Linked DNA regions of Homo sapiens: region 1 is linked to region 2. Evidence: chromatin loops called from intact Hi-C (ENCODE). Cell type or tissue: ovary. All regions are shown on one strand. Links, peaks and the distances in the headings refer to the core of each region. The heading gives the core; the rest is flanking DNA. Region 1 overlaps PACS1 (phosphofurin acidic cluster sorting protein 1). Region 2 overlaps PC (pyruvate carboxylase).

Evidence for each region. A loop is a pair of places that touch in the nucleus more often than their neighbours do. Peaks named below come from ENCODE experiments on the same cell type or tissue, not always from the same donor. Only the 100,000 strongest peaks of a DNase experiment are listed, where the experiment ranks them.
Region 1: it touches region 2 in a loop (8-fold over the local background); 1 of 110 quality-filtered maps calls a loop at or near these places.

The regions. Positions count from the first base shown.
Region 1 is chr11:66,235,927-66,238,753 of GRCh38, forward strand. It overlaps PACS1 (phosphofurin acidic cluster sorting protein 1), which reads left to right. Exons shown (of 24, transcript NM_018026.4): 19 at 1-14. Among named protein-coding and RNA genes, the nearest start is that of KLC2, 20 kb to the right of the region's middle. RefSeq lists an enhancer at 2,770-2,827. In ovary, for the core only: no CTCF peak of the experiment used is centred there; no DNase peak of the experiment used is centred there.
Region 2 is chr11:66,847,317-66,850,217 of GRCh38, forward strand. It overlaps PC (pyruvate carboxylase), which reads right to left. Exons shown (of 23, transcript NM_001040716.2): 20 at 2,621-2,800; 21 at 2,295-2,543; 22 at 1,914-2,054; 23 at 1,104-1,831. The coding sequence ends at 1,583. Among named protein-coding and RNA genes, the nearest start is that of RCE1, 5.3 kb to the left of the region's middle. In ovary, for the core only: no CTCF peak of the experiment used is centred there; a DNase peak (open chromatin) is centred at 1,805.

The DNA.
Region 1 (2,827 bases), core at 328-2,827, 610 kb before region 2:
TTCCCTTCATTGGCGTGAGTACTGACTCCCTCTGCTTGGCACCCCACCCGTTCTCCTGGTCTTCCTGTTCCCCCTTACACAGGAAAACAAAAGATTCATCTAGAACAGTGGTTCTCCAGACACTGGAGATTTTGCCTCCAGGGACTACCTGGCAGTGTCTGGAGACGTGTTTGGTTGTTATACGGGGGGTACCCAGTGGGTGGAGGCCAGGGATGCAGCTGGTCATCCTCCAGTGCACAGGAGGTCCCGCAGCAGAGAATGGCTTGGCCCCAAGTGTCAGTAGTGCAGAGGTGGAGAAACCCTGGGCCGGACATGGATTGGGCTGTCCCTTTTAGTGTCCGCCTTTTCCAAATCACGAACTGTTCCTGGGTCCATCACTGATGTCTCCTGTTTATTACACCAGGCCCTGACCTCGCTGCCTTCACCCGGGGAGTGATGTCCAGACGTGGCTCACGGGAAAGGGAGCTGCTTTGGTAGTAGTGGAAGGCAGCATTCAGAAAAGTCTGAAAACAGATACTTCTGTCTTCATGGTTGGATAGGCCACTGAGAGGAAGGCTTTCTTCTTTCCTTTTCTATTTAACCAAGGAGAAATCTCTATACTAGTAAACTTTGAAAGTCAAGGAAGAACCCCGTGGATGTCTCATGGCAGGTGCATTGCCGGCTGTCTGTTCATCAGCAGCTGGGCCACAGGCTCAGCCTGACCTAGGGAGGGGTCCGGGGGAGCTGTGCAGTCCTGCCAGAGGCCAGAGCATGGCACCGGAGCAGGACTGAAAACTCCGATTTCCACTTAAAAGAGCTTTACATTTCCCTTCGAAACCAGCTTCTATCTTTTTTTATTATTTTTTTTTTTTATGAGATGGAGTCTGACTCTGTTGCCCATGCTGGAGTGCAATGGCACAATCTCAGCTCACTGCAACCTCTGCCTCCTGGGTTCAAGTGATCCTCCTGCCTCAGCCTCCTGAGTAGCTGGGACCATAGGTACATGCCACCACGCCTGGCTAATTTTTTTTTGAGACAGAGTCTCACTCTGTTGCCAGGCGGGAGTGCAGTGGCGCGATCTCGACTCACTGCAACCTCCGCCTCCCAGGTTCAAGTGATTCTCCTGCCTCAGCCTCCCGAGTAGCTGGGATTACAGGCACGTGCCACCACACCCAGCTAATTTTTGTATTTTTAGTAGAGACGGGGTTTCACCATGTTGGCCAGGATGGTCTCGATCTCTTGACCTCGTGATCCGGCTGCCTTGGCCTCCCAAAGTGCTGGGATTACAGGCTTGAGCCCCTGTGCACGGCATGCCCGGCTAATTTTTGTATTTTTCTGCTGAGATGGCATTTCGCCATGGTGCCCAGGCTGGTCTCAAACTCTTGGACTCAGGAGATCCACCTGCCTCAGCCTCCCAAAGTGCTGGGATTACAGGCGTGAGCCACCATGCCCCACCAGCTTGTATCTTTTTTTGTAATTTCCTTGAGGCTCCCTCGTAGCTTCTAGACAGGGAGGGGCTCATGTGGATGAGGGGGCCTAGCTCCCTGCTCTCCCTGCTTTCTGCGCATCCAAGATGTGGGTGTCTTGAGTGATCTCAGGAGATACCTGAGCTGGGGAAATCCAGCAGCCCTTTCTCGTGCCTTGCAGAGCCTCCTGTCCTGCAGTCTAGCCAGTCCCCGGTTAGCCCCTGGGCTGCTCCCATAGCCACATTACAGGCCCCAAGACCATGGCCCATAGCTGTGGCTGGTGGTTTGACACATCTTCGTGGAGCTGTGAGTTGCTGCTCACTCAGGCCTCGCAACCGAGAGAGACAGAGAGATAACAAATTTAAAACAAATTAAAAACCAAAAGAGCTAGCAACCTCACCAAATGCCAGGCAAACAAGGAGAGAAGGGGAGTTGTATCCAGGAAGCCCCAGAGTGGCAATTTGTTCCTCTCTGGGAATCAAAAGAAGGGCGCATAGAGAATCGGGACAGACTTCAGCAAACACAGCCTTGCTGTCGCGGCAGCCTCCAGGCAACCACCTGCAGGCCTGTGCGGTAGATTTCGCCCCATCAGGGTCCAGCCCTCTGGACTCCCAGCCCAGCTGCCTCTTTGCCTAGGCCTGGGCCCAGGTGATAGGGCCCAGGACTTTACCTGTCACTTCAGACCACAGCCTGGATGCTCACCTAGTCTGTGGCTGTGTTCTTTTCTAGCCACTGGAGGGCCCAGGCTGTCCTTTCCAGAATTCTCTATGGAGAATTGAAAATTCCTAAAGAACCCCCCCACCCCCATTCAGTACACTTCCAGATTCCAGGAAGACCAGAGAGGAGAAGGCTGGTGTCCACACCTTAGCACGTCCACTTGGCTTTAGACTCTCCCACCTGGCAGAGACAGAGCCATCTTCCTAGGCCCTCTGCCCACAGGACCTTAGAGAAACAACATCAGGACATCACAGTGATTCCTGCCTTCAGCCCTTTATCCCCAGAGAAGAGCTGCAAAGTCTCGCATGCCCCATCTCATTGTTGCAACTAGGTTTTGTTGTTTTTTGTTTGTTTGTTTCTACAGCTGGGCTGCTCCAGATTTGCAAAGATTTTTTTATTTACTTATTTATTTGATGTATTTATTTATTTTGAGATGGAGTCTCGCTCTGTCGCCCAGGCTGGAGTGCAGTGGCGCCATCTCAGCTCACTGAAACCTCCGCCTCTCAGGTTCAAGCGATTCTCCTATCTCAGCCTCCCAAAGTGCTGGGATTACAGGCATAAGCCACCACGCCCAGCCCAGATTTGCAAAGATTTTAAAGTCGGCAATAAAATAATGTGTAGTGATGGCTCTTGTGCCACCAATGTGTTTCTGGTTGGATCAGAAC
Region 2 (2,901 bases), core at 307-2,806:
AGGCTAAGGCAGGACAATCACTTGAACCTGGGAGGCACAGATTCCAGTGAGCCAAAATCACACTACTGTACTCCAGCCTGGGTGACAGAGCGAGACTCCATCTCCGGGGTGGGGGGCAGGGGGGGCGGGGGAGGGAAGAAAGCCCTTTAGGTCCCATTCCCCAATCAAGGAGGTTGTCCCAAGGTCCCTTCTCTGAGGCTGGCCACTGAGGGAAAAAGGATGTGCGGTCACTCCCCCACGATGCCTGCAGGCTGGCCATGACAACGACATCCACCCGGATGGAAGGGGCAGCATCGCAGTCATCTGCCTCCTGGGGTACATCTAGGACATGGCGGTCCAGAAAGGAAGAGGCTCAAGCCCACTGTGAGTTGCCCATCCCAGAGGTTGGACTGGCTCTGGGAGCACTGGGCAGAGGCCTGCTGGGTGCTTCCCATCCAGAGGCTGATTTCCTGCATCGGCCTCCCCACACCCACCCCTCCATCTCAGGAACTGCCCAGCCTCCTGCTCCCTTCACCATCCTCTCCCTACCTGTGGGCAGGTGGGCAGGAGGGCAGTGGTGCAGGCAGGGTTACTGTCCCCACTGCAGGAAAGGGAACTGAGCAGGAGTCTGGAGGGGTGGTCATGGGGAGTGGCAGGGTTAGAACCTGAGACCCTGGACCCGGTGCTCCCCCTCACCTCCCACCAACATTCTCACATCCAGAGCACACACAAGACTCCCGGATCACCATTCCCGAGGGTCTTACCCACTGCCCACAAGGTGGTACCTGCTTGCATTTACCTGCTAACTGAGGTGGGACGCTGGCCTTGGGTTTTAGAAAATAAAGCAGCGGGGTTGGGAGGCGAGTCTGCCAACGGCCTGGGTTTCATCTCTCTCTCTTACTACTTGTGAAGTCCTGGACAAATTATTTAATCTTCCTGTGACTTGATTTCTGTGTCCATAAGAGGATGAAGGTTAATTCCCTGTGTTAATAGGTGTTAAATACTTAGAACAGGCCCCACCCCTCAAGCAAGTTCAGTACTACTAGTCCTGTTTGGGGAGTATACACAGTAGGCACCCAATAGTGACTTAAAACAGGGCCACGATGGTCATTCTCACTACCCTCTGAGGAGAACGACACAACTGACCTGCCCACCCATGGGGAGCTTGAAAGGCAGCCCCCCACTGCTGAGTGGTGCAGGCTGGGGGCTGCACAGGATCCAGCATGGAGGGCAGGGGAAAGCCAGCTTTATTGAGTAAACTTCCCAGGACCTGGGACATCTTAGATCTCCCCTTCCCCCAGGAGATAGGACCCCTAAACCTCCCCTGGGTCCTAGGACCACCTGACCCACCACTTGTAGTCTCCAGTGAGGAGGGGACCCTTATTTGGCAAGAGATGAACATGTAAGCAGCTGTCCGCCGGAGGAAAGGACGATGGCTGAAAGGAATGAACCACCGCAGGCGGTGTCTCTCCTGTCCAGCTGTGGACAGGACCTCCACGGCCCGGCCTTCCTGGCCTCGGGCACTGGCTGGCCTGGGCCTGCCGTGGCAGCACAGCTTCTGTTGAAGGCTTGGGGATGGCCAGGCTGCCGGTCTGGGGCAAGATCACTCGATCTCCAGGATGAGGTCGTCACCTTCCAGTGTCATGTCCTTGGTCACATGAACCTTGCGGACAGTACCCTCCATGGGTGAGGTCACCACAGTCTCCATCTTCATGGCACTGAGCACACACAGGGGCTGGCCCTTGGCCACCTTGGCCCCTGCCACCACTTTGATGTCTATCACCTTCCCAGGCATGGGCGCCCCGATCTGGCCCTTCACGTCCTTTAGGGCCTTGGGGTGGAAGTGCATCTCCTGAAGACACAGGGCAGAGGGGACATGACATCCTGGGCCCAGCCAAGCCCCACCGCCTGGCTGGCCCTGGGGGAGACAATACCTTCATGGCCTGGGTGTCCTTGACCAAGATGGACCGCAGCTGCCCATTGAGCTCAAAGAAGACCTGCCTCTGGCCGGCCCGGTTCAGGTCGCTCACGGCCAGGGCTTTGATGTGCAGCGTCTTGCCCCGCTCCAGCTCCACCTGCAGGGAGGGTGTGCAGACTCAGAGCTGGACGCCAAGGTGGGAGAGCAGTCCCCCGGCCCTGGCCATAGGAAGTCCCCACACTGGGCCTTGGCTCCTCGTTCCTAAAGGCCTAGCTCCCGGTCTCAAGGGTCCTTTCTGCTCCCAAAGCTTGCGAGGCTGGGTGACAGCCAAGCTAAACTCCAGAGCTCTGGGGCAGGGGGCCAGGGTGGAGTGTGGAGAAGCGCCAGAGCCACTGACCTCAAACTCCTCTGCGATCTTGGGTCCCTGCAGGAAGAGGCGAGTATTCAGGCTATCCAGGGGGCCAAAGGTGGCAGTGAAGTCCTTGAAGTGGGCAAACACATCGGGGTACATAGCTGCTGAGAGCACATCTTCCGGCGTCACCTCCTCCCCATGCCGGTCTACCAGCTCCTTCTCCAGTGCCTGCAGATCCAGGGGAGGGAGGGAGGCTCCAGGCCGCCCCTCCACCCTTGGCAGGTCCTTCAGTACCTGGGGAGCAAAGCAGAGGATCAGTCCCAAGTCCTGCATCCAGCCCCCACCCTCACACCATGCTGGGCCTTCCCTACCTTAGAGCGAAAGGGTTCGGGGAACCCCCCATGGGGGACACCGATGTAGCCCTGCAGGAACTCCACCACGGAGCGGGGAAAGGACAGCTCTTCCGCCTGAGCTTCGGCCTCTGCCCGGCTCAATCCATTCTGCACCATAAACTGGGCCAGGTCCCCCACGATCTTGGAGGAGGGCGTCACCTGAGGAGAAGGCCCTGGAGGTTAGGGTGCCAGGCACCTCAAGGAGGCCAGTGGCAGGTGCATGCAGGGCTGGGTCAGGTAAGGAGCACCGGGCCGGGCTC